Linked DNA regions of Homo sapiens: region 1 is linked to region 2. A link is a loop called in an ENCODE intact Hi-C map of the cell type or tissue named here. Cell type or tissue: tibial artery. All regions are shown on one strand. Region 1 overlaps ABL1 (ABL proto-oncogene 1, non-receptor tyrosine kinase). Region 2 overlaps LAMC3 (laminin subunit gamma 3).

Region 1 (8,000 bases), 160 kb after region 2:
AAGGGATGGCCCCAGCAGCAGCCCAGGCTCTGACATTTTACCAGGCTCTTTATCATCAGAAGACCAGGACAAGGCTGGGTGCGGTGGCTCACGCCTGTAATCCCAGCACTTTGGGAGGCTGAAGTGGGAGGATTATTTGAGGTCAGGAATTCAAGACCACCCTGGCCAACATGGCGAAACCCCATCTCTACTAAAAATACAAAAATTAGGGGCCGGGCACGGTGGCTCACACCTGTAATCCCAGCACTTTGGGAGGCCGAGGCGGGCGGATCACGAGGTCAGGAGATTGAGACCATCCTGGCTAACATGGTGAAACCCTGTCTCTACTAAAAATACAAAAAAATTAGCCGGGCGTGGTGGTAGATGCCTATAGTCCCAGCTACTCGGGAGGCTGAGGCAGGAGAATGGTGTGAACCCAGGAGGTGGAGCTTGCAGTGAGCCAAGATCAAGATCGCGCCACTGCACTCCAGGCTGGGTGACAGAGCGAGACTCCATCTCAAAAAAAAAAAAAAAATTTAGCCAGGTGTGGTGGTGTACGCCAGTAGTCCTGGCTACTTTGGAGGCTGAGGCAGGAGAATTGCTTGAACCCAGGAGACGGAGGTTGTAGTGAGCTGATATTGCTCCACTGCACGCCAGCCTGGGCGACAGAGCAAGACCCCGTCTCAAAAATAAAAAAAAAAAAAGGAGACCAGGACAGAACAAGACTCAGTAAACTTACCCCACAAACATGCTAGAGGAGGGCAGATGATGAGTTTCAGACCCTGTGGGGTCTTTTAGGTAATGTGACCATCTTGCTGGGATATGTGGTAGAAGGAACCTGGCGCCGGAAGTCAGCTGGCCATGTTAACTCTTAGCTCTGTGACCAACCAGCTCTGTGCCTAACCGGCCACCACTGCTTTCTGGGTGCACAAGACTATCTCCAAAGCCCCTTCTAACTCTAAACATTTCATAAAAATCTTATGAAATCTTTGAAAGTTTTGAAATCTGAGATTATTGCCTTAAAATTCCATTTCCCATTAAAGGATAAGATTCCTTAGAGAAATGGGTGATTCAGGCCTGGGGCACAGAATGAACCTGCAATAGCTTGTCATTTGAGGGCGCGGACGTCATGGAAAACTACAAAGTTAATGTCAAAATGACTAGGAGCTAATGTGAAGTTCCCACTGGCCAAAGACGAGACAATCTGAATATCAACAGGGAAAATAACCGCAGTGGACTGAAACACATCAGATATATATAAATCTGAGAGTTCATAATACCACCAATGACAGCAAAAACCTAATTGGCCACCACTGAAGGGTATTAAGAAACTAACTTGTGCACTTTGGGAGGCCAAGGTGGGCGGATCACGAAGTCCGGAGATCGAGACCATCCTGGCTAACGCAGTGAAACCCCGTCTCTACAAAAATAGAAAAAAAATTGGCCGAGTGTGGCGGCGGGCGCCTATAGTCTCAGCTACTCGGGAGGCTGAGGCAGGAGAATGACGTGAACCCGGAAGGCGGAGCTTGCAGTGAGCTGAGATCATGCCACTGCACTCCAGCCTGGGCGACAGAGTGAGACTGTCTCAAAAAAAAAAAAAAAAAAAAAAAGAAACCAACTTGTGGCAGGGCATGGTGGCTCACGCCTGTAATCCCAGCACTTTGGGAGGCCAAGGCAGGTGGACTGCCTGAGCTCAGAAGTTCAAGGCCAGCCTGGGCAACATGGTGAAACCCCATCTTTACTAAAAATACAAAAAAATTTAGCCAGGCGTGGTGGCAGGCACCTGTAATCCCAGCTACTTGGGAGGCTGAGGCAGAAGAATTGCTTGAATCTGGTAGGCGGAGGTTGCAGTGAGCCGAGATCATGCTACTGAACTCCAGCCTGTACTTTGTACCCCAGAAAAAGCAAGACTCTGGCTCCAAAAAAAAAAAAGAAAAAGTAATTTGTTATTTTAAAAACTGGTAAATAAAAACAAAGAAGCAAGAATTGACCCTGCTCTTCCTACATGAACTGTACCACTGAGTAACCACACAGATGAGGAACTGTTTCTCCTCATACAAGTTTCCACTAGTAACTTAACAGGAATGACAGAATTAGAGAATTCCTACCTGGCAATACCTAGCAAACTATTGGATCTAGGCACTGTATATCAGTAACTGCCAAAAATTACTCAAAAAAAAACCCCCACAAAAAAACGATAGCAAATCAAGCATTTTGGGGCCAGGCGTGGTGGCTCACGCCTGTAATCCCAGCACTTTGGGAGGCCGAGGTGGGTGGATCACGAAGTCAGGAGTTGGAGACCATCCTGGCCAACATGGTAAAACCCCGTCTCTACTAAAAATACAAAAATTAGCCGGGGGTGGTGGCATGCGCCTATAATCCCAGCTACTCAGGAGGCTGAGGCAGGAGAATCGCTTGAAACCAGAAGGCAGAGGTTGCAGTGAGCCAAGATCGTGCCACTGCACTCCAGCCTGGGCAACAAGAGCGAAACTCCGTCGGAAGGAGAAGGAGAAGAGAGGAGGGGAGGGAGAGGGGAGGAAAGGAAGGAAGGAAATAAATGAAGCATTTTGTATCTACTGATGGAAGGGCACACCATCTCCCCTGATCCACTCTTACTAAAAGAGAAACAGTCAAACCTGAATGTGATGAGGCCGTTCCAGATCCAGCCACCCATTACTAGGAATACTGAAGTCAGAGGAACATATTAAATCACACCATGGGAGACAATGAGCAAAACCCAGAACGTACGAAACTCTAAGGATGGTTTCTTCAATAAACAGCAAGGGAAATAAAGACATGGAGAGGGGGCTTATAGAGGAGACTTAACAGATCAGCAGATACACTGTGCACCATATTTGGACCTCAGGCCAAATACACAGTTAAAAAAAAAAAAAAAAGGGTGGCTGTGCACAGTGGCTCACACCTGTAATCCCAGCACTTTGGGAGGCCAAGGCAGGCAGATCACCTGAGGTCAGGAGTTCTAGACCAGCCTGGCCAACATGGTGAAACCCCATCTCTACTAAAAATACCAAAAATTAGCTGGGTGTGGTGGCGGGTGCCTATAATCCCAGCTACTCAAGATGCTGAGACAGGAGAATCGCTTGAACCCGGGAGGGAGAGGCTGCAATGAGCCAAGATTGCACCACTGCACTCCAGCCTGGGTGACAGAGTGAGACTCCGTCTCAAAAAAACAAAAAGAAAGGAAGAAAAGAAAGGGAAGAGCAAGAAAGAGGCAGAAAAAAACCCTCCTGTAGTCAGGAAGGACCACTTCAGTGCAGCAGCAGCCCTTACCCCAGACGTCGGACTTGATGGAGAACTTGTTGTAGGCCAGGCTCTCGGGTGCAGTCCATTTGATGGGGAACTTGGCTCCAGCATGGGCTGTGTAGGTGTCCCCTGTCATCAACCTGCTCAGGCCAAAATCAGCTACCTTCACCAAGTGGTTCTCCCCTACCAGGCAGTTTCGGGCAGCAAGATCTCTAAGAAAGGAAAATGTTCACCCATGAGAGCTCCTGGCCAACCTTCCACTTCACAAATCCACCACTGCTGAGCAAAGGTGCAATGCTGACAATGGAAAGATTGAGTCCAATGCCCTGGAAGTTTGTATTAATGCCCACGGCAATTAACACAGTGCCAGCCTCTCAGCAAACACACCCTGAGATCCCAACATGGGGAGAGGCTGGTGCTGGGAGCGGGCTCCCTGGCCTCATGACCTGGAGCAAGTTAATTACCCTGGGACTCAGTTACCTCATCCGTAAAATGAAGACGATAATAATGGCACCTACCTCTTAGGGTTGCTGTGAGTGTAATTAATTAATATGCTAAGTGCTTTGATTGAAGTGTCGAGAATAGTAAGTGCAGTTATTGCTACTCTATGCCAGGCACGGAGACAAACACTGAGCCCAGTCCTTGATTGCAAGAAACTTCTATCAGAGTGCATCTCCACTTGTCCTATTCAGACTTGATGGGACAAAATAAAACAAAGCCCATGGCATTCTTTACCCAAACTGTGTTTCCTACTTCCCTCTTTCTTCCTGAGGTGTACCCAAATGTATCCTAAAAAACTCTCTCCTGTATAATCTGCTTCCTCTCACTTCCTGATTCTCCCAGGGAGGTAGGAGTCTAATCTTTGGTTCATGAACATTAACCATGAAATCACAAGGCAAACGGGAAGAGCGGAATGAGAGGGGGCAGCAGCTTGAGGTGATGGCTGCGTGAGATAGCCTGATCGTCAGCAACAAGAGTGAAATTAAATACAGAAGAGTTGTGCCTAAGAGGATTTTGATAAAGCATTTTAAGTTCGCTTGAATGAAGAAGGAACGGACCCGGCCGTGCCAGGCAAACCAGAAGTCAAGCAATCTCAATTTGCAGCATCAGAGGATTCACTTTCCTGAAAGCCAGGAGTATCTGGATCAGGCTCTCATGGAGCATAGAAAATCTGTCTTACAAGGAGCCGCCAGCATTTCACACATGCTACCCTTATTCCTTGCTATGAAATCTCATGTAGAGGTTTCATACTTGAGCTAATTGGGTAGGAAAGGTCACAGTGGTGGTGTGGAGAACATCTCGTATAAAAGACGCCAGCAAAGCCCATCAGGCTCTGTCCTGCACAGGCCGTCGCTTTGCTGGGAAGCCATTTCCACCAGCAAAGAATTTGAAGACCAAGATAATTGTGGCACATTTGAAGGTCAAAACACTTCAGGGTTTAAAACAGCAAAGACACTTAATTTAGACCTCCACATACACAATTCTGACAATTGTGGAAACATCCCTGAATCAGAGGACAGCAAGTTAAGTGGAGAATGAAAAGATAATAAAGAGAAAGCAGGAAAAAAAGACACACACACTAAAAAACAAAAGCCATGTACTGGTTGTTCCCATGAGTTTGCGTAAAAGCAATGCCAGCGGCTCCCAGGAAGAGGCCATTACTGCTGGGCGCTGGCCCCGGAGGAACAATGAGTACTCTCTTTCAGAGGGGACTGTGATTATTAGGAAGGACGCCTTTTATGAACTTCATTTAATATTCCACTTAGCCCAAAATGGTTCAAAAATGAAATATTCCTTACTCCGGGGATTAGCTGCTCCACTGGTCCAGAGTCTAGGCCTGGCTGAATTTAGCCCTGGATGCATGCCCAAAGCTGGCTTTGCCAGGAGCCTAGTGTTTGCCTTTGTTCCAAGGTCCAATGTGTTGCCAGCACTGAGGTTAGAAGCTGCGCCCTGAGACCTCCTAGGCTGGGGCTTTTTGTAAAAGGCTGCCCGGCTCCACGCCCTGTGACTCCATGGCGCAGGCTGCCTGGCCAGGCCCCTACCTGTGGATGAAGTTTTTCTTCTCCAGGTACTCCATGGCTGACGAGATCTGAGTGGCCATGTACAGCAGCACCACGGCGTTCACCTCCTGCCGGTTGCACTCCCTCAGGTAGTCCAGGAGGTTCCCGTAGGTCATGAACTCAGTGATGATATAGAACGGGGGCTCCCGGGTGCAGACCCCTGCCAACAAGACAACGAGGACTTCAACACGTGGCTCCGCTCCCAACTGAACAAACAACTGTCTAAAGAAAAAGCCTTCTGAAGGATTCTGACTCTGCTCCTCAGTCCTGGGCCCAACTTCCAACATGGTCCCAAGCACCTGCATCCTGAGACTGTGCTCGTGTGGGAGGGACATGGCCAGGCTCTTTTCTTCTTCTCAAGCCAGTGAACTTGAATTTACGCAGGGAGAGGCTGCCACAGAATTCAGACGCAGACCTGGCCCCACCTCAAATGACCTTCACCACCGTCAGTTTACCCCTGAATGGTTAGGTCTGATGGTTATGTGTCTACTTACAGAATCACTTCAGTGAGAAAACTCTGGAAAATGCCCAAGTTTCAGAAACTAATTTCAGATTTGCATTTGACTGCTTTTAGGTATCCACTTAAAATAATCACATTCTCCCTCTCATACATACATGTGCATATGTGCACACACGCACACACCCATCCCATACAGGCCTCATTTTACCCGCGGCTGAACGTCGGCAGAGCACAAATATTCCAACGAGGTTTTGTGCAGTGAGCCGCCCGTGCGTCTTCCCCAGCGCCTGTGTCACCCTGGGGGTGCGGCGCGAGACCCTCTCTTCAGAGCCCCGGGCTTACTCACCAAGGAGCTGCACCAGGTTAGGGTGTTTGATCTCTTTCATGACTGCAGCTTCTTTCAAGAACTCTTCCACCTCCATGGTGTCCTCCTGCAGAAGGAAAAAAACGAAGGTGAAATTATTTCAGGAAGTGCTTTTCAGTGGGTAAGTACTTGACTAGTTAATGCAAAATGGAGCTTCAGCGCATACTCGTCCTGGGCTGCGTTTTGTGACAGCCACATTGCTGCAGACAGGTTCCATGACAGCTGACCAGCAACTTGATGGCAGAAAGAATTTTCCCCTTTGGGGCCAAACTTTTCAATTCTCCCCCAGGCAACAGGGCAAAGCTGGCTTGCATGTGCCGACAACCTGCTTCTGGTGCCTGCTAGGCAGGCCACATGTGCTTCCCCACCTCTTGGAGCTCGTGGGGGTGTGGGAGAGCTATACGGGCAAACACCACAAACGTGACACACTTTCCCCAGGGAACCTGGTTTCCAAGGGGTGCTAACACACTCAGCCTAAAAAACATCACCTGAAGAATCTGAAATGTACCTGATTTAAGGGAAGAGACCCTCATGACAAGAAAGAGGTATTGCATCACAAAGAAGAACGATGTCTCAAAGTACAGTAGCAACAGAGGATGCTGAACTATTCTGGCACGTGGTCGTGGGCTCTTAATGAAGCAGTCATCACTGTCTGTCAGGTCAATTACTCACAGTCTAAAATAATCCTCACCAGCAGCTCCCCTACCAACAAATTCATAAGGATCATCAGTACATGTCACATTTTAACAAGTCCATGGTATCTAAATGCCAAGGGGGAGAAAAAGATAGGAGCATGGGCCCGGGACAGACAGGCCGTGACTTCTACAGGTCCTCTCATCTTTTCAGTCTGGGGTCAAGTCTGAAGTGCCGTGGCACTGAGCCCTGGGGAGAGCCCCATGACACAGAGCCTTGACCTTGGCCTACATCACTAAGCCTCTTTTTGACTTAAAAAATGCTACTGTCTACTGAACTGACTATCAGAACAAGAAGCAGGTGGGTGTTAAATGATATGGTCTGTTTGCTGCGAAAACCTGGCTACAAAGGCCAAAGGAGGAAGCGAGATGCCTCCAAGTTTCAACAGAGTTTGGAGAGAAAAGACTGCAGGGGAACAGAGAGTGAATGGCTTAAAAATTAGGCTCCCCAAAGAGGAAGGCTTGATCAACTTTCTATTAAACGTAGAACCTTGTATGTTCCGGCCCGTTTGGGAGACACCGTGTCCTGATGGTCCTGCTTGCTATGGCTGCCCCAGTTCCCCACCCTGCTGTGGGGGAGGCTTCCAGAGGACGGGCCAACCTTTACTTACAGCCTTCTTGCTTTGGCCAATCCTGTTTACAAGTGAAGCGTGACCAATGAGGCTATGTGTCAGCCCATTATCTCTTAGCTCAGGGCTCCGTGAGGCTGAAACTTGGAAACAATTTATCGCTCTTTAAAAATGGTGAGCTGCTCTTAATGTCAATTAAACCTCATTGGTAGTCACCATGCCAAGCTGTCCGAGGGGGAAAGAGCTCACCTCTGTCACCACCCCATTGGCCGTTTAATTCTTCTGAGCCCTCTCTGCTCCTTAATGTGCTCAGCAGACCATGCTGTTTTTTGGCATGGAGTGCTCTGATTTACCAGGGTGACATGCTAATGTCAAAGGCTGGACAGTGAACGCCTGCCAGTATCCGGGGATTCAATGCTGCTCACGTATAGGACTGGGGCTTTAAGAATCTTGCTTGATCAACAATATGGTTAAAAAGTAGCTCTCAAAGGAAGCTTTCGAAGCAAGTGGGGTTTTTCTGTTTTGAAGACTACATAATAAACCACATACAATGAAATCATTTCATAAATATCATTTGCTTTTATAGCTACTGACCCTCTTCTAAAAGACCCA
Region 2 (8,000 bases):
CCATCCCAGGCAACAAGGATATACACCCAGATAGATGGGCACCGATCAGAGGCTGGCTGCCTTCTGGAGTGGCAGCTTGGCTCTCTCCAAAATCTCCTGGAGGTCCTCCAAGCCATAATAGTGTGACTCTCACTATTGTGTGAGGTCACTCAGGGGTACAGAAAGCACAAGTCACCTTTCATTTCCCCCATTAAATCATTTTTAAAAGTCTGTGTGCAGGACTGGCTCTGTCTTGGCTCCCAGAGTGAGCTCAGGGGTGGATCCATGAAAGGTGCGGACCCATTTACACCTGCCGCCCTCGTGCTGCCCACAGCCCAGACGGCAAGCAAGCAAACCCCCTGCAGGTGCAGGGCTGAGACAGGAGAGGCTGGGGGCTTTGGGAGCCGAAAGAAGGGGCCCCTGCAGCTGTGCTGGGGTGGTGGGACAAGGCTTCCGAGAGGAAGTCATGGCCGCGCTGAATCTGAAGGCTGAGCAGTGAGGAATAGGCCAGGCAGAGGAAGAGGGGGCGGGAAGGGCGTCGCAGACAGGAGGCGAAAGCCCAGGGGATACCCCACATGCAGAGACAGACGCGTGGCCTGGTGCGGGTGTGCCATGAGGCTGGCTGCAGACGGCATGTCGTGTGATGGCAGGGAAGGAAGGACTTTGTGCAGTGGGGGGCCTGCAGTGCAGGGGCAGTTGTGAAGTCAGAGGCTAGCAGAGCTTGCTCCAGGGAGGCTGGGCTGCCGTGGTCAGTGGACGTTAGCTGGGAGCAAAGGGGGAGCCGTGGGAAGGTTTAAGCAGGGAATAGATGTTACTAAATTTGTCCTTTAGAAAGTCTTGGCCCAGTGCCATGGCTCACGCCTGTGATCCCAGCACTTTGGAAGGTAAGGTAGGAGGACTGCTTGAGCCTAGGAGTGTAAAGACCAGCCTGGGCAACAGTGAGAGCCGAGCTCTATAAAACATTGCTTGGCATGGTGATGTATGTGCCTGTAGTCTCAGCTACTCTAGTGGCTGAGGTAGGAGGAACACGCACCCAGGAATTCGAGGCTGCAGTGAGCTATGATTGGGCCACTGCACTCCAGCCTGGGTGACAGAGTGAGGCCGTGTTTCAAGAAAAGAGCCTTAGCTGCAGTTAGGGGAGGGCTGGGAACAGGGAGAGCAGGGAAGAGGAAGCTTCGGGTGTGCAGGGAGAGGAGGCAGGGCCAGGCCCAAGGCATCGGCTGCAATGGACAGAAGTTAGACAGACTGGAGCGATGTGGATGAGGCGGAATTCAGGGCTCGGGGCTGTCTCAGCTGCGGGTGAGGGTGGGGATGAAGGGTCAAGCCTGAAACCCTGGCTCCCAGGCTGCTGACTGAGAGACAGACGTGACCATGGAGCTGAGGACATGGTAGAAGCAGTCTGGCCTCTGTGTCCCCACCATGGAGACAGCAGCAGGCTGGGACAGTGGAAGCCAGCCAGCACAGCTTCCTTGGCCCCAGGACTCTCTGGTGGAGGCAGGCCAGCGAGGGCAGCTCCTGCAGACAGTGCCCCACCCTCAGAACAAGCCGCCCCCGGCCCAGCCCCAGTTCTGGTCGCCAGTGGCCCAGGCCCAAGAGGACAGCGGGGTCCAGAGGCCAAGCTGCCCGCCCAGCGAGCCTGTGAGTGAAGATGTGTCTCCTGCCAGCAGCACCAGCACCAGCTGGGATCTGGCCCCCAGCAACGGCGGCTGTGCATGGAGAGCCTGGAGGAAACCAGGCTGTCTGGGGACAGGGTGGGGCTTGCAGCCAGTGCCCCAGCCAGAAGGGAAGTCAGTGGGTCCCTGCTCTTGGCCTGTGTCCCTGGAGAAGACATGATGGCATCATCCTCTCTCCAGCGCTTCTCTGAGGTTAGGTGGTCAAAGCCACATCACATGGGGGCTGGGACACCAAAGGGCTGCCTGGGGGCCCGTGGGAGAGGCTGGGTGGGCCATCAGCACCCCCTTGCTTGTTGGGTAGCCTGGTTCCGATTAGCAGCTGGGGTGGGAGCGGTTAACACAAAGAAGCAAGTCGGGGACCTTCCGGCCCTCCCACCACAGGCGCCTCTGCATGGGTAGAGTTGGTCCAGGGAAGCTACTTAGTGGAGGAGAGACTGAGGCTTAAATGCACCCCCTCCCCAGGCTCCCCTTCTGCTCGTCCTTATCTCTGCAGCAGCACAGAGACCCCGAGCTGCCCCCGGGGCGTACCCAGGAGCAGCCCCCACCACGACGTTTTGGGGAGTTCCTTTCCCCGCCTGCAACACCAGCCTCGGGTCCCTGATGCCCTGTGACACTCAGACACTCACGCAGACACTCGTGGGCAGCCTCGGCGGTGCCCCGGGCCCACGGGCGGTCCTGGAAGAAGGGCAGGCAGCGCTCACAGTCTGTGCCGGTGGTGTTGTGCTGGCACCGGCAGGCCAACTGGCCTGCCACGTCGGGGCCGCACTCGCTGGCATGCCCGTTGCACTTGCACCTGGGAAAAGACACAGAGGAGGAAGGGGACCCGCAGGTGCCGGCAGGGCAGACAAGGAGTTAGTCACCAGGTAGCCCCTGTTTGCAGGTGTGAGCCAGACTCCACCCTCAATCTTGGCCCTCACTGAACACCTACTATGTGCCCTGGGGGCAGCAGTAACAGAGAACTGACTGTACTGGTGAGCTCTGGAACAAACCCATTCCATCTTCACCAGCCTGTTACCACCCCCATAGAATGGATGGGTGAACTGAGAGGCACAGAGAAGCTGCCCAAAGCCACCAGCTAGCAAGTGCCTGGCACAGAAAGCTTCTGCCTGGGAGGAGCCCCACCTGGGGGCTGAGAGGGACCCAGGAAGAAGTCACCTTAGTCTCCCAAGTGGAGAGTGGGCCAGCAGTCACACCAGCAATAGGTGTGGAAGGCAAAGGGAACCGCCTCCAGCAGCTATCCCTCAACTGTGTCCGAAAGGGCAGGAAAGAAGGTACCCCAAACAGGGACAGCTCCTGAGTCACTCCAAATCCCCCATGAGTCCACTTCGGATATGGTTTGGATCTGTGTCCCCACCAAATGTGTCAAACTGCAATCCCCAATGTTGGAGGTGGGGCCTGGTGGGAGCTGATTGGATCATCAGGTTGAATTCTCCTGAATGGTTTAGCACCCTCCCCCGTGGTACTGTAGAGTGAGTTCTCATGAGATCTGGTTGTTTAGAAGCGTGTGGCACCCACCCGTCAGCCCCACCCCATCCCCTGCTCTCTTGCTCCTGCTCTGGCCATGTGATGTGCCTGATCCCTCTTCACTTTCCGCCATGATTGTAAGTTTCCTGAGGCCTCCCCAGAAGCCAAGCAGATGCCAGCACCATGATTCCTGTACAGCCTGTGGAACTGTGAGCCAATTAAACCTCTTTTAATAAATTACCATCAGCTGGGCATGGTGGCTCACACCTGTAATCCCAGCACTTTGGGAGGCCAAGGTGGGCGGATCACCTGAGGTCAGGAGTTGGAGACCAGCCTGACCAACATGGAGAAACCCAGTCTCTACTAAAAATACAAAAATAGCCAGGTGTGGCAGCGCATGCCTATAATCCCAGCTACTCAGGAGGCTGAAGCAGGAGAATTGCTTGGACCCAAGAGGCAGAGGTTGCAGTGAGCCGAGATCGTGCCATTGCACTCCAGCCTGGGCAACGAGAGCAAAACTCTGTCTCAAAAATAAATAAATAAATAAATAAATAATCATCTCAGGTGTTTACAGCAGTACAAGAATGGACAAATACGGGGTCTTTGAGAGCAGCCCCGGCCTGTGGCCCCATTCCACACACAGGATCAAGAGACAGGTGGAATCAGGCAGGAACAGGGGTGCCCTGGGAGCCCGCGGCATGCTCGGCAGAGCCTGACCCTGTGAGTGATTGTCCCTGTCCCGACCACTGTCCCTGTCCTGAGCTGCTCAGAGGCCATGGCTTCTGCCCCTGGCCAAGGCAATAGCTTCTCCCTAGAGCCTCACCAGAGGTGGGAGGGACATTAGCGTCCCCATTCCACACATGAGGCATCAGGCTCAGGCCTTGGAACTCACAGATGCTAAGTGGCTGAGCTGGAGCTGAAGCCCGTCCTCATCGACTCCACGTGGACCCTGAGCTCCTGGACACTCCTCTGTGGCCACTCAGTGGCTCCCTTAAGCCACGTTCCACGCTCTGCCCTCTGTGGATGTTGACGAATCACCAACCGCTGTTGCGGCTCCAGGTGCTTTAGCTGATAGCGGACACACTGTGTGGTAGGGCACGTAGCACGGCTTCCACGCAAGGCCCAGTTTAGGCAGGCAGCACCCCAGGGTTTCTTGGGGTGAGGCAGGCGCCAGGCAATCCTGGGGACAGTGGTCACCAGGGAAGTCACAAGGGACTGCCCCTGCCTTGGAGGGGGTGCTGTAAACACCAGCCCTGTGAAGCCCACTGACCCAGGAAAGGAGAGTGAGACTCCACGGGCTCCACTGTGAACACAGGCTGTTGGGGCCACCTGTCCCCTGCCATGAGCAGCCTGCCCCAGCCAGCTGTGGTCTGAGGGTGGTCTGGCTCTGGCAGCTGGAACCCAGATGTCCTCTGGCCCGAAGCCCCCTGACAGGAGGCACTGGAGCTCATGGCCGCCTTCCCCGGGGAGCTCCTCCCACCGACTCACATAAGGGGGCAGGTTGGAGCAGGGGGATCCTCATGGCCACAGGGGCTCTCAGTGACGAGCCTTGGCCTTCTCTGGAGCTCACACACCCAAAGCAGGCATTTGAGCCTCATGCCGCCCCCTTCTCCATCTCTCTAATGCCACCCAAGCGCCTCTGAACTGTGGAGGCCCAGAGTCCAGTGTCATCCCCGCTCCCCACTCCCATGGCCCATGGTTCACACACAGAGCTGCGTTTCCATCCTCAGTCGCGTTCAGACCCACGCGCCCCACACCCCAGCCCTCTGGTCCAAGCTGCCGCCTCCCGCCTCGATTCCTGACATTCGACTTCCTCTCTCCTCCTATCTGCCCCACTTGGCTGTCAGGGGTTTGGGGGTGTTTTAAAAATCTGACTCTGTTACTACCCTGACCAAATCCTTCCACAGCTTCCTCTTGACTTCTGGGTGAGGCTAAACCCGCCCAGGCCCTGACACTCTGCCAACCTCTCCACGCCCACCCGCCTGCCCTCCACCCAGCCACGTTGGCCGTCCCCTAGTCCTCAACCCCAGCCTTCCCACTCTTGGGTCCCATCTGCAGCACCAGCTCCTGTCCTCCCCGACCCCAGGCACACGCTCTCCCTTTCCTCTCCTTCCTTGTCATCCTGGAGCGGGCTGATGTGTTCACTGGGGAGCAATCTGATCAATGTCTGCCATCCCCAGGTGACTGGGGCAGGAACGCACCTGTTTTCCTCTCTCCTTTCAAAGAAACCTGAGAAACACTGACGTGGAAGCTGTTCATGCCTCCCTCGTCCCACAGCCCTCCCTGGGCACCCACTGCCAGGTGGCCATGTGCGAGACAGGCCTTGGGACTTGAGGTGAGAGATGGGCCTCTACCTCCTAGGCAGCCCCTGCTTCCTGGAGGGGACAGATGTTGGAGGAGAAACAAACTGCCCACAGCACTGATGGGTGCTAATGGCGCATAGGACCAGGACCAGGACCAGGACCAGGACCACGGGCCAGAGAGAAGCGCCTTTCTCTAGGCCAGTAACACCCCTATACTAGAAAGGGGAAGGGGGCCGTGGCTCATGCCTGTAATCCCAGCACTTTGGGAGGCCAAGGCGGGCAGATCACCTGAGGCTGGGAGTTCAAGACCAGCCTGACCAACATGGAGAAACCCCATCTCTACTAAAAATACAAAATTAGCCGGGCGTGGTGGCGCATGCCTGTAATCCCAGCTACTTGGGAGGCTGAGACAGGTGAATACCTTGAACCTGGGAGGCAGAGGTTGCAGTGAGCTGAGATTGCACCACTGCACTCCAGCCTGGGCAACAAGAGCGAAACTCCTTCAGAGAGAGAGAGAGCGAGAGAGAGTGAGAGAGAGTGAGTGAGAGCGAGAGAGCAAGAGAGAGTGAGAGAGAGAGAGAGAGAGAGAAAGCGAGTGAGAAAGAGAGCAAGCGAGAGAGAGCAAGAGAGAGAGCGAGAGAGAGCAAGAGAGAGAGACAGCGAGAGAGAGCAAGAGAGAGAGAGCGAGTGAGAGAGAGCGAGAGCGAGAGAAAGAGAGCGAGAGCGAAGGGAGGAAGGGAGGGAGGGAGGGAGGAAGGAAGGAACCTCCAGGCTGAGGGGACAATGGGAACCAAGACCCAGTGTCTGGCACATGGCAAATCAGCTGATGCAGGGGACCCGGCAGGAGGTGGGCTGGGTGTGGACCCCCAGGGCCTCGAATGGCAGGTGCTCCCTCCCTCTCCCCTGGGGCACACCTGGCTTCTGTGCCCCCCCACCCCCCACCCCACAGCAGCCACCTTCCGCTCTCGGGTTTGGGTCCTGGAGCCCTGCCACCCTGCCTCCCTCCTCCCTCCTACCTGCCGCCCACAGAGAAGTCGGACACGGCATAATAGTAGGACTGGAGCACCTTGGGGTCCTTGAAGATGTCGTCCCCAAACGTGTTGAGCCGGTCTAGAGAGATGAGGAGTTCGGTGCTGGTGACCCACTCCTGGGGCAGAGGGGAGAGGGTGCCATCAGCAGGTTCCTGAGTATTTAGTATTTACCCCCATCGCTCTGCTGGCAGATCCAGCTGGCTGCCCCGGGAGCTCCTGGGACACAGGAACAGGCCGAGCTCAGGCCAATTCTGAGAACACTGCAGAAATAAGGAGGCTGTGCTTTGGGGGTCACCCCAACCTGGGTGCTAGGCTACTGATTAGTGCAACTGCATTCAGTGTCTTAGAGCCTCCATTTTCCCATCTGTGAATTGGAACAAAAATAGCACCTCCCCTACAAACATGTCTGGGGGAGGGTAGCAAGTATCAGTGCTGGCTGTGAGGTCGGGCCCGTGGTCAGGAAGCAGCTGAGGTTTGGGCGGGCAGGGGTCAAAGCAGCCCACTGAAGACCCGGTTGTGCAGGTCACCTGGCTTTTCCCAGCAGCTCCTGCACCTCATTCCAGGGATACAGCTGGGGGACGGTGTGCCCCCGCAACCTTCTCCCCTGCTCAGTGGGGCCTGGCATGCAGCTGGCCCCGGGTTTCTTGGCTCCTCACATGCTGAGGGTCAGGCTCCTGTGGACAGGTCACCTGCCTCAGGTGACATCTCTTCCACGAGAGCAGGGACTTGTGGCCCCTTGTTCTCACTGTTTCCCTGGCCCTGGGCTCTGCCTGGCCCTAGCAGGCACTCGATAAATACCTGCTGATCCCTGAATGAGCAGCTTCCCCATGGAAGAGCGTGGAGGGGAAGTCGGGGAAAACCCACGTGAAGACTGACATTTTCACCTGCCTGCTGTGAGCAGCAGCAGCAGCTCCAGCTGAATATTAATCAGCGTTTTGATTCCGCCCAGGAGCCCCTGCTTTAGCAATCAGGCCCATCAGTGCAGAAAATGAGCTCCTGGCAGGCCATCTTTTTGCCCCAGCGTGACTCAGGCCGACGGCCCTCCTGCTCCCCGAGAGCTCGGCAACCGGAGCTACTGCCGGGGACCCAGGGCCTCTGCCAGAGGATGCCTTGGCCAGGGAGAGGGGTCCAGCACCCAAACACTAAAGTGGGAGCCTCTGCACCAAGCTAAGCTTGTGCTTGAGTTTGCAGGCCTGGATCACCCCAGGATGCACTTCCCAAAGCTCAGCGTGCATTCAGGGATCTGGTTAAAGTGCAGCTTCTGATTCAGGGGTCAGCGGTGGAGCTGGGGAGCTTGCGTTTCTCACAAGTGCCCAGGTACTGATGCTGCTGGGCCGGCTACTGGACAAGGAGCTGAGGCCTGGGGTGGGGAAGTCCCGCAGTCCAGAGCTGAACGCGCTGTGGCGATTCCTTCTCCAGAAAAAAGTGCCACCTGGAGAACTCAAACCAACTGGATACCAGAGCCAGGAGGTGCGGCGGCTACTGACACATATTGTATGGTTAGGGCTCGGGCCTCACGGTAACCCTGAAGTAGGTATTGTTATTAACCC

What was found. Peaks named below come from ENCODE experiments on the same cell type or tissue, not always from the same donor. Only the 100,000 strongest peaks of a DNase experiment are listed, where the experiment ranks them.
Region 1: a loop joins it to region 2, with 2.9 times the contacts of the local background. A loop is called at or near these places in 65 of 110 quality-filtered maps.

The regions. Positions count from the first base shown.
Region 1 is chr9:130,870,323-130,878,322 of GRCh38, reverse strand. ABL1 (ABL proto-oncogene 1, non-receptor tyrosine kinase) reads right to left here. Exons shown (of 11, transcript NM_005157.6): 5 at 6,110-6,194; 6 at 5,286-5,463; 7 at 3,271-3,455. Among named protein-coding and RNA genes, the nearest start is that of QRFP, 22 kb to the left of the region's middle. RefSeq lists an enhancer at 7,231-7,430. In tibial artery, no CTCF peak of the experiment used is centred here; no DNase peak of the experiment used is centred here; H3K27ac peaks cover 7,096 bases.
Region 2 is chr9:131,030,611-131,038,610 of GRCh38, reverse strand. It overlaps LAMC3 (laminin subunit gamma 3), which reads right to left. Exons shown (of 28, transcript NM_006059.4): 3 at 6,436-6,566; 4 at 2,279-2,445. Among named protein-coding and RNA genes, the nearest start is that of LAMC3, 25 kb to the right of the region's middle. In tibial artery, no CTCF peak of the experiment used is centred here; no DNase peak of the experiment used is centred here; H3K27ac peaks cover 1,669 bases; H3K27me3 peaks cover 331 bases.